4 separate regions of the Homo sapiens genome follow, and all the other regions are linked to region 3. A link is a contact called in ENCODE Hi-C or POLR2A ChIA-PET data. All regions are on one chromosome and are shown on one strand. The core of a region is the stretch at or near the end of the contact, and the rest is flanking DNA. Distances in the headings are between cores, read along the strand shown. Region 1 has its middle 120 kb from the start of LINC00423. Region 2 overlaps KL (klotho). Region 3 has its middle 210 kb from the start of LINC02344. Region 4 holds the start of LINC00423 (long intergenic non-protein coding RNA 423).

Evidence for each region. Hi-C counts contacts between places; a loop is a spot of excess contacts on that map. ChIA-PET counts read pairs that join two places held with the same protein, here RNA polymerase II (POLR2A). Pooled maps may share reads with other maps.
Region 1: a pooled map shows a loop between it and region 3 (2.6-fold over the local background). The contact joins two enhancer-like sites. A Hi-C loop is called at or near these places in 2 of 168 maps with a recorded cell type or tissue (both naive thymus-derived CD4-positive, alpha-beta T cell), 1 of 37 single-sample maps with no recorded cell type and 11 of 50 pooled maps. POLR2A ChIA-PET finds 5 or more read pairs at or near these places in 2 of 52 experiments (AG04450 and activated naive CD4-positive, alpha-beta T cell).
Region 2: a map with no recorded cell type shows a loop between it and region 3 (2.2-fold over the local background). The contact joins two enhancer-like sites. A Hi-C loop is called at or near these places in 2 of 168 maps with a recorded cell type or tissue (CD8-positive, alpha-beta T cell and naive thymus-derived CD4-positive, alpha-beta T cell), 10 of 37 single-sample maps with no recorded cell type and 13 of 50 pooled maps. POLR2A ChIA-PET finds 5 or more read pairs at or near these places in 1 of 52 experiments (activated naive CD4-positive, alpha-beta T cell).
Region 4: a loop to region 3 is called in a map with no recorded cell type, with 2.7 times the contacts of the local background. The contact joins the promoter of LINC00423 here to the enhancer-like site in region 3. A Hi-C loop is called at or near these places in 2 of 168 maps with a recorded cell type or tissue (GM12878 and naive thymus-derived CD4-positive, alpha-beta T cell), 8 of 37 single-sample maps with no recorded cell type and 18 of 50 pooled maps.

Annotation. Positions count from the first base shown.
Region 1 is chr13:32,790,262-32,793,979 of GRCh38, reverse strand. No RefSeq gene overlaps it. Among named protein-coding and RNA genes, the nearest start is that of LINC00423, 120 kb to the left of the region's middle. Within about 2 kb of position 2,124, at least 5 of the 41 ENCODE cell types and tissues checked have a DNase peak (open chromatin) inside an H3K27ac peak, as active enhancers do.
Region 2 is chr13:33,031,440-33,034,970 of GRCh38, reverse strand. All of the region lies in intron 1 of KL (klotho), which reads right to left. Among named protein-coding and RNA genes, the nearest start is that of KL, 17 kb to the right of the region's middle. Within about 2 kb of position 1,474, at least 4 of the 41 ENCODE cell types and tissues checked have a DNase peak (open chromatin) inside an H3K27ac peak, as active enhancers do.
Region 3 is chr13:33,546,249-33,549,889 of GRCh38, reverse strand. It overlaps a transcript of STARD13 not described here. Among named protein-coding and RNA genes, the nearest start is that of LINC02344, 210 kb to the right of the region's middle. Within about 2 kb of position 1,614, at least 2 of the 41 ENCODE cell types and tissues checked have a DNase peak (open chromatin) inside an H3K27ac peak, as active enhancers do.
Region 4 is chr13:32,909,360-32,913,138 of GRCh38, reverse strand. LINC00423 (long intergenic non-protein coding RNA 423) reads left to right here and starts at 1,487. Exons shown (of 5, transcript NR_047020.1): 1 at 1,487-2,116; 2 at 2,419-2,502.

The DNA of each region.
Region 1 (3,718 bases), core at 875-3,374, 760 kb after region 3:
TATAAACAGACGCATGGAGGAGATAGCTATCTACAAGCCAGAGAGAAACCTGGAATAAATCCTGCCCTCAGAAGGAACCAACGCTACCAGCACCTTAATTTTGGTCTCCAGAATTTCCGGCCTCCAGAATTGTGAGCTAATAAATTTCTGTTAAGATATCCAGTTTGTAGTAGTTTTTATGGTGGCCCTAGCAAACTGATAAACCAGGTAAGATATAATAGTGGCTTGGATGGAAGTAGCAGTGGAGGTGGTTAGATCCTGGATATATTTTGCAAGAAGAGTCAACAGGATTTCCTGACAGATTAGAAAGGATGTGTGAGGGAAATGGAATCGACTTCATGGCTTGCGCATGAATAACTAAAATAATGAAATTGCTACAGATGGAGATGGGGAAAGCTGAGGTTGGACCGGGTTTGGAGGTGGGCACGGGTGGAAAGCCCAGGAATTCAGTTTTGGATATGTTATTAGAGATTGAATCAGGGATGATTATGACACAATTAATTGTGAGAATCAAACGAATTCAGTACATATTTGTTACATGTTTACTATGTACAAAGCACTGTGGCAGTTTTATATAGTATTCTTTAAATGTTTAAAAGTCTCTGTTTTATAGAAGCATAGGTGACAAGTTGTATGATGCTCCACCTCAAAATGGTGAAAACACTAAAACTAAGAAGTGGCATAGGCTATGCATGGGTTGGCCATAAAGTAATCAGAGTTTCTTTAATGGATTGTTAATTTCCTCTACAGATAATTTCATAGCTGTAAGTTAGCAAGATGATAATGACAAGTCATTACAGTTAATACTCTGAGGTATTCATTTAGAGTCATATGCTCTAGTGTGACTGGTTTTCTCAGTCTTGTTACTATAAAGATATGTATGCTTTGTGGGCTCAAGAATCAGAAAGATCTAAATCCAAATTCTGGCTCTGACCCAAGCCGTGTGAACATGGCAAGTTACTCTCCAAGTCTTGGTTCCTTTATCCGTAAAATGGTGATAAACATACCTCATAGGATTGTTGTAAAGAGTAATTAAGCGACACATATAAAATGCTTACTCTAGTGATCAGTTCACAGCAAGTACTCAATTAAACTATTACTATTCGTTTCTCATGGTGCTATAGGAATTCCGGTTGAAGCGAACCACTATCACTATATGGTCAGAAAAAAATATAATGGGACAAACAACCCCTAGGCTAGGACTTAAAGCAGAAGGGATATTTGCACAGGCAGCAGAGACCAATGCTTCTCAAGTTTTAAGGTGAATTTCAATTATCCAGGGATCTTACTGAAAAGCAGATTCTCAGGAGGTCTGGGGTGGGCTGTGAGATTCTGCATTCTTAACAAGCTCCCAGGTGATGCCCATCCTGCTGCTTGACCCACACTTTGAATACAAAGGGTCTAGATCACTGACAAGCAGAATGATGTAAGCCAGGACTAAGGGTGTAGATATACAGTGTGTTGAACGACAGGTACAGTCAGTCTGGCAGAAGTAAAGTTAACAGAAAATACCATGAAAAAGTTTGGAAAGTAGGATGAAGCCATATTCTGGCAGGCTGTGAAAGGCTTGTTGATTTTATACTTCATTGTGTAGTAGACAGCTGTGAGCGGGAGAACAATAGCTTGGTGGAGGTCAGGGAGGGTGGCTCACACCTGTAATCCCAACACTTTGGGAAGCTGAGGCAGGACTGCTTGAGTCCAGGAGTTCGAGAACAGCCTGGGCAACATAGTGAGACCTAGTCTCTACAAAAAGTACTGAAAAATTAGCCAGGTGTGGTGGCACACACCTGTAGTCCCAGCTACTTGGGAGATGGAGGTGGGAGGATTGCTTGAGCCCGGGAGTGCAAGGCTGCACTGAGCTGTGATCGCGCCTCTGCACTCCAGCCTGGGTGACAGAGCAAGACCTTGTCTCTAAAAAGAGAAAAGAATAACCTGGTAAGACAGCATCTTCACACACTCTGGTATTTATCTGTACAACACATCTGAACAAACAGGGGCTGAAGATGAAGAGGTCCGAGCAAGACTGCTCCAGTCAGGGTCCTTTCATCTGGGAGAAAGTGAAATCCCTTCAAACCAGTTTGAATAACAGGAAGTGGGGAGGTGGTTACTGCAAGGCCACAGTGCTCAGAAGGTGCAGGGGTGGATTCAGATCGAGGCCACCTCTTTCTCACGTAATCTCTAGGGACTTCTCTTCTTCTTTCCACACATCTGCTCACCCACCTTTGTCCTGCAGCAGGCTTTCCCTTAAATTCCTCTCACATATGGCCCAGAGTAGCCCGTGGATTTTTTATTTACTCTCCATGACTCACTGGAAACTTGTCTGTGTCTTTTAATTCAAATTCCTACAAGAAAATACAAACAGGTCACACAATACATAGGTCATTGTGAACGGGCTACTCTTCTCTGTGAGGTAGGATCAGAGGGAAGACAAGATCATGCAACTCAGTAGAGGCAATGTGCCACAGCAGATTAAAAAGGCTGTGGGCAGGTACCCCAATACATGTATGTTTAATGGGAAAAAATGTTCAAGTATAGTTTATCCTTAAAAAAAAAAAAAAAAGGCATCTCCTTGTTCCTCCTCATCCAGACTTCTCCAAATCAGCCTCCACTATCTCCACTTCCTGAACTCACATTTGCTCACCCCACTGCAGTCTGGCTTCTGCCTTCTTTTCCCCCACCCCAATAGTGCCCTAAGTCTGCACTATCAGAAGTCACCTGTGATTTCACAAGTCACTAAATACCAAAAACACTAACGTCAGTGTCTCTGTGGCTCCAATTCTGCCTTGTGTCAATAAGTACAGGGAATCTAGTTTCTCCACCAATATGCCCAAACAAATCCAATCACATCAAATATATCAGTTTGAATGAGGTAGTAATAAGGTGAGATTACACAATGAACATAATTTCATTTGACAAATTCTTTCCTCTGACATTTGCCTTTACTCAGTTTGTTCCTCTCCATATTCACCAAGGACAGCTCCTAGCCCCTCTGAAAGCTTGAAGCCAGCTGATCCCCAGAATCAAGGTTCAGTATTCTCCAACTTGAATGGTGATCTCACAAGAGGGAGTTCTCATCCCATACTCCTACTAGTGGAGAAGTGTCACCTTGCGGTTTCTTCCTGCACCATCTGCCAGATATGCGTGACTGTCCACTGTCCAATCATCTGAAGGTTCCTGTAGGCTGGGGGCTATCGTCCCATGAACAAGGTGAACAGAGATCCCCAGGAGCCAGCTTAGGCTCCAGTCCCACTGAGATCTAGGCGCAGGCTGATTCCCACAGAGGTCAGCTATGAGTTAAGTACAGCTCATAACTTCTTGGAGAATTCAGAGTCCAACCGTATTTAGGGAAGACTATTTATTCTCCTATTACGGTTTAGATTTGTTTTCTGGTAATAACAGGTATCCCTCAGTTAATGGCAACTCCTCTCTCCAGTGCTTGGGCCAGGTGCTTTCTCTCACAGTTCATACCCAATATATCAGCAAATTCTGTTGGCTGTACCTTTAGTATATATCCAGAACCCAACCACTTTTCACTACATCCATTACTACCATCCCATCCATCAAGGCCATTCCAGTCACAGATAACCCAGATTAGCACAACCGCTTCCTTGTCTGCCTCAGCCCTCCCCCCTCACACTAGCCAGAGGATCGTTTTAAAATGGAAGTCAGAGTATATGACTCCTCTCTTCAAAACCTCAGGTGGCTTCCCATCTCACTC
Region 2 (3,531 bases), core at 225-2,724, 510 kb after region 3:
TAGAAGAGATTAGGAAATATCACAGTGCACTGCCTGTAATAATGGTAAGTTTTTTCTGTGAAAATTTTGTTTCAATGGTGTATATTCAACATGGAAAATGCCTTTCTTACTATGGGTCAAGATCAAAAAAGTTTGGAACTCACTGGTCTAAGTGGAGGGGGATTTTCATTCCAGAAGTATTTATTGAGCATCTATTGTGTGCCTGGCATGATTCTAGCACTTTGGGGCACAACAGGGAACAAATCAAAGAAAAACCCGTGCCCTCACGGAGATTCCATTTTAGCAGGAGGAGCGACAACCAACAACAAACATAATAAATGTAAATTATAAAGAATGTTCTAAGGCAATAAGTGCTATGAAGAAATAGAGTGAGGTAAGGAAGGCCTGGGGTGCCACGGAGAGGAGATACATTTTATTTATTTTTTTTTTTGGTGGCACTCACAAGAGTCTTTATTTTCCTTTCATTAAATGTGTTGTGATTTTCATCTTTTCATTTACATCTCTACAGAACAAAATCCGTTTGTGTCCCTATTAGGCAAGAATCCTTCCCATCGCTATCAGTTTTCTACAAGTTAAAAACTACCCTTACAGAATTTAAAATGCCCTAATCCATGGTAAGCAGCAAATTGAACAAAGGTGCACTGCCTTCTTCACCCCCAGAGAATGAGGATAGGAGAATGGGATTAACTAGGCAGGCCTGCCTGAGGCCTCAGTCCAGATGGACACCAATAATCCTGCCTCATTTCCAAGTCTAGGAAAATTTTCTGTACAGTCTCCCTTTGTGATCATAAATAATCTCCAAAGATTATATTTTATCACACAGAAAAACCTGGTTTCCTTGAGCTTTAGCCAGATTCATTTACAAATGTTTGACAAGGGGTGTTAATTAACACTCTATAAGCCTCTTGGCTCTACAGTGTACAGCATATTAAATTCAAAGAAACAGCTTCTGTCTGGGGATTTCATAAGGAATCTCAGATTGCCTTTTCAAAAGAAGGCAATCTGAGGGTGTGTGTTCATCTTTTTTAAAAAAAAATGCTTTTATACTAGAGGGTTTGTGTTTGTCTGTTTTTATCTTTTTTAAAAAAATGATCTTATTGGTTCTTCTATTCAGAAGCTAAAAAAACAAGCCCAATAAATTCATTATCACACAGTTTCATCCACAGCACCTGTAAATTTGGTGACTTCCTGTCTCCTCGAGGCCCCCAGAAGTAGTCAGTCTTCTCCGCTGCTCGTAAAGTGGGTTGCTGGAAGTAGAGAAGACTAGTTCCGGGGGCCTCCAGGAGACAGGAAGTCACCAAATGGGGGTGGTTAGAGGTGTGCCTCCTTTGAGAAGGAGCTTGTGACCATAGACTTAAGGAAAGTGAAGGGTTGGTTCTGTGGCTATGGCGGTAGGGCAGGTTGGGAAGAACCTTCCAGGCAGGGAGAAGAGTAAAAAAAAATAATGCCCCAAGGCACAAATGCAAGACCTTCAGTGTGGCTGGATGGCGTGGGGCAGCGGGGCAGGAGTCAGAGTTGAGACAAAATGTGTTGAAACACCTTTGAGAGTGTTTCCAGAACAGGGAACTGCAGCGTTAACTGCTGCTTGATCCCCTGTGACGAAAGGGAAATTTTTAAAACGGCAAGGCTTAAACGTGAAAGGAAAAGATAAAAAGCTTTTTAATCAAATTGTAAATGACATGGTTTTTCACTCTCCCATCTCCCGTATTTCTCACTGAGTAGCAGTAAACACAGGAAACAGCCACGCATAAGTTATACTGTAACTCCTCATAAAGGATCCTCTGGCTTCTTTCATTTTTCGGAAATGAGAATTGTGAAGGAAGAAAAAAGAGAGATCTGAATTGAAATGCACTTTTTCAGGACTGCTATTTGAGTTATCATGTAATGATTATTTCATTAAGCAAATATTTACTCAATAGACAAATTATTATGCTGGGCATCGTGAGGGGTCAAACATAGGTACATAGAATAATTACAGTATAAGTCTGAAAGTGAAAACGCCAGAAGATGGATTTTTTTTTTAATGCAATGGCGATTCAGAGGAAGGAAAGATTCTTTCTTGCTGAGGGAAATCAAGGAAGTCTTCCTGTAGGAGGTAGTTTCTAAACCTTATATTGAAAGATGTAGATCCTGGAGAGACGGAAAAAGGCATTCCAGGCAGATCACTGTGAGCTGGAAAGCCAGTGATGCTGTGGCAAAATGTATTTTTTACAGAAAATAGATGGGTATCTCCCATGCCCCATGATCTTTTACGATATAACCTGGCTGTTCCTCCCATTGGCGGATCTGTGGACCCTCCCCCTTGAATCTGTGGGCATGTGACTGCTCTGATAGAAATGAAGCTACATGATATCAAGAATAAGTGAAAAGAAGAAGAAGAAGAAGAAAAGAAGTCCATACCACTTCCTCCTAGTTCTCTTGGGATGCTTGCCGGGAGGGAAGCTAGTTTCCATGTACAGAGGCTACTAATCTGAGACCACTTGTGTAAGCGAGGCCAACAGAGATGCTCTGGTCCACAGCCAGGCTCAACCGCGGATCACATGTGTGAGCCGTCTTGCATGCCCCACCCCGTTCAAGCTTCAGATGACTGCGGACCAGAGAAAAACTGCGTGGGTGAGCCCTCCCCTAATCCTGACCCATAAGTTTGTAAACCAAATAAAATGGTTATTTAAAGCAATTAAGTCTGGGGGAATTACGCAGAAATAGTAATGGGAACAGATGTATCTGGGTTAGTGTTTTTGTAATGATGTAATGATGACACTCTCAGATGTCAATTAAGGTTAAAGACGTTAGTGGCAAGTCATGACTAACATTCTTGTCCATTTCAGATGCTGATGTGGACGAGGATGGTCTAGGCATTTGCTAGCACACCCCTAGATGTAACCTGTGCAATGCGGGAGGCAGCCTGGAGTCATGGAATGTACACTGGGAATAGGGGTTCAGAAAACCTGAGTTTTGACCCCAGCTCTGACCCTTGGTACCCACAGGAAAGTCAGCTAAACTCTCTGGGTCTCTCAATGAATTTACCTGCCCCAAAATACAAAAAAAAAGGACTCTAGAAATTATCAAGCATTATCCAGTGGTATGGGTTTTTTAAATTACTTTAAATTAATAAATGCATTTATATAGTTTAAAATCAAATAGTACCAAAGGCTTATCATGAAAACAGTAAGCATCTCCCCCAATCCCGTCTCTAACCCTCACTCCTGCTCCCCACTGGCAACCTTTTAGCTCTTTCTTCTCGTAATAACTATCATATTTCTAAATACTATGCTATTGTGAAATTTAATAATTCATTAGGATAATGAGGAGTTAGCTCTTTTACATGCCCCATTTTCTTCCCTTATTTTCCGAAATGTCTGTTCTTATTTAAATCATTGTTAGTATTTACATGAAGATTCCTATATAAATGTTCATTTTAGAGCCAAATAGGGCACTATAACATTTCCCTTTTCTAAACAGCTTTTAATTTTCCCTTGAATAAATAATGACCTCATTATTAAGCGTGCAGAATATTCTATATGTGATTTT
Region 3 (3,641 bases), core at 365-2,864:
GTGCATGCCTGGCACAACCTCTGGGCTATAACTATGTTCAGTGATGGTGATGAACAAAGTGGTGACTTTGAAGGTTTCTATATGTCACATGAGAAAAAAAATAATGTCTGACCTCCATACATATACAAAAAAATACACCTTCAGAGTCTGGCAGTAAGATGGAAGAAACAGATGTCATGTAAGTTTTTACCAGCAATAATGCGGCTCTAATTATTCATTCATTGATCCATGGGGAAATAGCCAAAATGGTTCTTAATCAAGGTGATTATGATAATAGTGATGATGAAGATGATGTTAACACCGTAGAAAAAGTGCCTATAGATGACATGGTGAAAATGTGTGATGGGCTTATTGAAGGACTACAGCAGTTTATTTAGTATCCCCAAATGGGTTAAAACATGGATTTTTAGATTTTAAAATGCTGGGCTTCACCCTCAGAGTTTCTCATTCAATAGATTTTGGTCAGGGGACAAGAATGTGTATTTCTAACAAGTTTCCAGGTGATGATGATATCATCCTGGGATCCACACTTTACAATTCAATGACCGAGTATATTTATTTTTATGAGAGAATGTGTATTACTTGATTTCAGTTTATTCTCAATTACACAAAAAATAAATGAGGACACTTAATATTTTGAAAACATAAGATGGAAGAATGTATAGCTATAGCAACACATCTAACTAAACTATTACTCAGTAACCAAAAAAACTCAATAGATTCTCCAAAGCACAAATCAAGATGTCCTTTGCTGAACTGTATGAAGTTTCTGTGTTTTATTTTAATTAACTGACATGCTAAGGACAAACATTTTCTCGAACTTATTTGTTCTATAAATTGTTAACACATGAGTTTAAAAATATTTATATGGTAATAATTATCAGTCATCTTTTCTTTTGATTACTGATTGCTTTTGTGATTTAAAAAAATATTTTTCTATCCCGAGATTAGATATTCACCAGCAATTTCCTGATTTTTGATTTTGTCTTTCTTTACATATATCACTTTGGTCTACCTAGAAATTATTTTGATGCATGTATATTTTACTCAATTTTTAACTAAAATAAATACAATTATTTTTATACAGAAAATTCTTTAGGCATACTATATTCAGGGCATTGCAGTAAATACTCTCAGTGTTTATAATTATCTTTGTAAGATGCATATTAAAACAGCAAACATTGTTGAATTCTCCAAGTTAGTTTTATTTTATAGCATGAGGTGGTATAATCTTCTTAAGCATTCCTGGAAATATTTTTTTAAAAAAAATCACAAACGTATCACACATATCTAAAATTAAGTGTGCCAACTATATACCTTTGATGTTTCCTGAGAGTCCTGAGTTTGCAAAACCTTACCTATATAGCAACATTCAACTGTGTACAATTTTATGAATCAGGCATCACATTTTCCACGAGTCCACTCCACAGAAATGGCTTCAGTCCATTTCATCAAACTGCTATGTTGTGTCAATAAGCTTTCTATGCACTATTCCACTTTTAAGAACTGATGGCCCTTGTACATTTGGGTTTTTTTCAACCAACAGTTGCATGCTAAGAACATCTTCCAAATTCTGTTAGAAGACTGAAGAGGAACTTGGTCAGTTTTTCAGCAGTCATCCATGTCCTCTTGTTCTCATTTCTGTTTTCTTCCTCCAAAAAAAATCACTTCCCCTATCTTTGGCTCATTTATTTTTCTATGGTATATCACTGCCTAGCATTGGAGTTGTTTTAACTTTTTCCTTCACCTAGCATTACTTATCAACATGATAGTTACATTCCCAAAAACTATATTGTAAAAGAAAGCAGGGATGAAATATTTAAGACCTGATAGGAAAAGCAGGTTTAGGAGATCAGAGTTATAGTGAATCTAAAATAAAGGCTGATGGCTCATTAAATAAATCAACTAATGGCATTTTAAATATTTTTAAATAGAAAAAATTGGCATTGTTCAATAACTAGTATTCCTTCTTCCTAACAAACTTTTTATTTCATTAACCTACTAATCATCTAAGATTCTTATGAATATGTTTTTCCTTCTTGTAAATAAAAATTGTTATGAAATATTTTTTCTTGGATCTTCATGAAATGAAAAATGCTTTTAAGTTTTATTATTCAATTACCTTATTTAGCCCTGGAAAATTGAAGAAGAAAATGCCAGTGCACTGTGATATAGTCTTAAAATCCTTCTAAATGCATTGTTTTATATTCAAAAGAACTTAATGCCAAGGCATAAATGACCACAGCAGAGCACTGCTCTACCCTAAAGGTTTTACATCCCAATTCCTTTCCTTTGGCTTATGTTGTCTCAGTTTTCTATATTTCTCTCAAGGTTACGTTACAAAATTATCTATACATACTTGCTCTTCCATATATTTTACCTCTTCTTCTCAGGGCCCTATGTTTTGCTGTAATTTTAAAAATTATCTTCAAGAAAAATTGCCCAATTTTTACAAACATAGTATCCTAAATTCCCACATTTGTGAAAAAAGTATAAATATGTAAATACACATATGTAAAATTTTGTACAGTAGGAATGTTCATTGGGGAAACGTTACTGAAACTGACACAAAGTGTTTAACAGAAATTTGCTTAAAGGGATCAAATTTCACCTGGCATAGGAACATATTTAAAACAGTGGGGTTGACACAATAGCTACATCTGTGTAACCAAACCATCAAGGCTGACAAACTAAATCCAGTTGTTAGTAAAGTTAATGACTAATTCTGATCAATACATGGCCAAAAGAAAAAGAAAACACTGTATCATAAGAGCTGAAAAACATCTACTGGGAAATGACTATTTTGTGAATACTTAAAAGCCTTATAAATGTACTATTATATTTTCACTTTTTCTAAAGTATTATAATTGGCAGGGCTCAAATTAGTAAAGTTAAATATATTTCAACATTTTATTAAACACTGAAAATATTTTATCCATATCAAGTATCAGGGGCTTAAAATGAGCTATTCCAAAAAAAAGTATCTCTCATCAATACTTTCACTTTAAAAGAATTATTATAATTTATCCATATATGAAATACAAAAATTATTAGAACATGTATTAGGCTTAAATTGATTACAAATAAAAAACATTAATCTTGCCTGTAATCCCAGCTACTCAGGAAGCTGAGGCAGGAGAATCACTTGAGCCCGGGAGGTGGAGGTTGCAGTAAGTGGAGACTGAGCCACCGCACTGCAGCCTGGGCGACAGAGTGAGACTGTCTCAAAAAAAAAAAAATTAATACGACAACACAATAATAAATAAATTTAGCTCATCACAAGGGAGCATGGTCATTAAAATGAGTTTAGCAGAATAGTCAATTCAAACTTATTTCCAAAGACTAACAGTATAAATTATAGGCAGTTTGAGATTTAAAATGTGGCAAACCAAAAATAGGGCAGTATAAAGGCTACAGAGACTCAACTACCAATGAATGACAAAGAAAAACTGGCCCAATAGTTAGTCAAAATGTGACTATTAGTACTATTAGGCTAAAATTAAAAGTATTAATAAGTCTATTGATTATAGCAAATAAACCGCCAAAAAGCTCTAACAACTAAGACCCCTTTAACAGCTGAATCAACTTAATTCTTCTTAGACAAATGCTTTTTGCCACAAATATTCATTATACATCCATTT
Region 4 (3,779 bases), core at 238-2,737, 640 kb after region 3:
TGAGACCAGCCTGGGCAACCCCATCTCTACCAAATAGATAATATATGTAATATATGTATAACTTATACATATAAATATTATATATATGTTATAACTGTACTCCTAGGAGTTATATATATTACATATAGTTTTATATATATATATTTCTATATATAGAGCTACATATATATTTTATGTATAATAGTTTATATATTATATATAACTCCTAGGAATATAGTTATAACATATGTACAGTTGTTATAACATATATACAGGAATACAGCTATAACATATATAAATATATAACATATATTACTATATATGTTATCTATCTGTAAATATTATCTATATATTACTATATATGTTATCTATCTGTAAATATTATCTATATAGAGCTATATGTGTGTAACTGTATTTTATATATATGCATAACTCCTAGGAATACATTTATAACACATATGTATAAATATAATATATAGTTTTATATATATATAACTGCTAGGAATACAGTTTAATAAGTCATGTGCATGACATGTGAAGAAAATAAGAAAATTCTATTGAGAAACATAAGATGTTTGACTGCAGGGAAAACTACATCCTCTTTTTTAACATGTACTATATATTGTAAAAATAACAATTCTTTGAAATAAAACTAAATTTAATGCAAATCCAAATCAAAAATCATTTGGGACTTTTTTCTTTGTTATGGAAAAAAATTTATTTCAAATTTCTTCTGAATGAATAAGCATGCATAAATAGCCAGGCAAATTAATGAGAGAGCATTTGTCCTATTGGATATTATAAGCATACAAGTATAAACATTAAACCATTATATAATAACAGAAAGCCCAATAGCACAGAATCCATAATTCAGAAACAGACTCATGTGTGTGTGAGAACTTGATATATGATCAAGGTGGACTATCAACAAAATGGGTTGGATAAACTGACTAATCATTTGGAAAAAATAGAAATAACAAATCTCTATGCCCAAATTAAGCTTCAGAAGGAGCAAATACCTAGACATAAAAATATACATTTTTATTAAAGTACTGAAATAAAACTTAGGTAATTGATTTATAATCTTAGCACACAACTTTTTAGATGGTCACTTGACCCTATGTATTAGTATTTTAAAGTTTGAATCAACAATTCCATTCGTGGGATTTTTTTTCCCCCGAAGCCATAATGGGTCAAGGTGACAGAGAAAGATATACAAGTCTGGTCATTAAGCATTTTTGTAATGGTGAAAAATTGGAAACAACTTAAATGTTGATTAAATAAATTATAGCATACCCATACAATGAAACCCAAACAGCCAATTAGAATAATGATATATCACCACACTGATACTCCATTGCCTGAGCACTGTTGGTAGGAAAGCCTGCTCCTGTTACAGCCCTGACAGCAGTTTATGTCTATGCCTGCTGATCCATCCTCACCAACACCAGGGGGTGTTGTTCACATGCTTGTTATCTAGAGCTGTCCTTTCTGCCCATCAACAGACAGTTCTGCCCATGGGCACAGGCAATTGGTCTCAACTGCGCATGGTTTGCCCTGTAATGCCCTCCAAATGACCAGCTGAAAAGATTGATAGTCTAGAGCAGAGGACCTGCGGCACCTGATCCACAGACCAGACAGTTAGGAGGCTTCTTTGTCCTCCCAGAAGTGCAGGCAAAGTTTTGGTGTTCATCAAATGAGTGATCAATGACAGGTTATCACACCTACTGCAAAAATATATGGCACTTCCCTCTCCACCTCCACAGTGGGCTGTGAAAATTAATTGAGTTCAGGCTGTGAAAAACTTAAGCTGCTACATGAAATGCAAAATCATTAAGCTTCAGAGATTGTAACATTCTGCTTGTGGCCTTGGGACTGAAACACCAGATGTCATGCCCAATAATGACTTCACTTTTCATCCAACTTCAACAACTCAAGATTGAGCGCATTTTGGGTTTTGACCTTGCACTGCTATACTGAGATTCAGCAGAAGTTAACTACCCGCAAGACTCCCTCCAGAGAACTGAGGCCTCAGGATCATCTTCAACACCTTCACCCAGAGTACGGAGACAAAACCCTTGCCACATAGACCTGCCACACCACAATACCAGGTGGAGATGCACCGTTGCTTGAGTTGGTGAGTGAGAAGGGCCATTGCTTGTGTTATCTGAGGGCTGTGGAGGAAAGAGAATTAGGTAAGTTCATTTAGAACTAACTAGAACACTTTTCAAAAAGATGTCTCAGTGTGGGGCATAGTTAAGACATATATTTCAGAGTAATCATCTCCAAATGAGTGATTTTTGTTTTCTTGCCTATTTCCTGATTTACTTGAGTTGTCCTGGCTCAAGGAATAAAGAAGGCATTTATACAATAAAAGTGGTGTGAGTCACCCTTTCTAACCTTTAAGATTGGTTTTCAAACTGTTAAAAATTCTTGTAGGTCCACCAAGAAAGTTGCCATAGAAGCCTGAAGTTACGACAGCTTATAAGGAAGTGGTTATCGATTATGACGGATGGAGAAAATGTAAGCTGCCTATGTTTCATTCAGACTCATACTAGCTCTGGTTAGAGAAATCAATTAAAAGGAGGAAAAGATGAGGAAGTTCTGCAAAAATAAATTCAAGGGTCAACTAGCAGTGGATAAAGACACAACTATGATCTCTGTGACTTCTTTCCTCTTTTATTTGACATTTTTTCACTTCCGCATGATAAAGAAAATAGAGACATGGCATGCTGGAAAGAAAACTAAAGCTATTTCTTTAATGAAGTCCACTAACCTCGGAAGGAAGACTGAAGTATTCTTGTGGCTTCAACAGACAAATGATAGTAGCTGCTAAGACAGAAACTGCTTGGAAAGACTATTGATTTTAGATTCAGAGAAAATGAATAAGGAAAAGTTTAAGATTGATGAGAAAGGTATACAATGTGCTACGAGAATTTTTTCTAAAAGTCACGTTTAAAAAAACGAGTTTATAGTGGATTTTAGGTTAAATTCCTTTAATAAAGGGTTACATGTTTCCTGACTATGTATAAGAAATTCATGAATGTGACTCTAAGAGACTTGAATAAAAGGACCCACATGTCTTTTGCCCTGTGATGGCCTGCCTAAATTGCAGGGCTATAAAAAGGAAAACCACCTTTAAAAGCTTCAACCCTAAGTTGACTTTATCTTATAGAAGAAAGAATTTCATGTGTATGCTAAATATATACATATAGCATATAATGTATATATAATTTCCTGATAAAATCTTCTGTTTTAGTGTACTTGCATCTGGGTACATAACCTCCCCACATCTCTTTGGTATTCTTATTTGTTCTGCTTTTCCATTTTACATATTTTCCCCAAGTGCCAAACATTAATAAAATTGCTAGCATTGATTATTTTTCCTTCACTAATACATCCCTTTGAGCCTATTTCCCCAGAAACAAATAACTAGAGACAACCTATCCTTTGCTGACACATGAAAATCCTATAATTGCAGACAGGAACAAAGATTCTAAAGGAAGTCTCTGTCTTCAGTTCTTAGATTATTGTCCCCCCATCTTCTAGCCCTCCCCTCATCCCCATTCATCTGACCCCTGTTCTGTTGTGACAGATTGTTATAATAATGACAGTGAATCATGGCTTTCTGGGTCTATGTCCCTTTGATCCTTCCATTAAAAGATGGAGTCTATTTCTCCACCTCTTGAATCTGGAAGGTCCTTGAAACCCACTTGGACCAATAGAATGTAGCAGAAGTAGCACCATGCAAGTTCTAGAGGCTAGGTCTTAGGACCCTGAGACCACCATGCTGTGAAGAA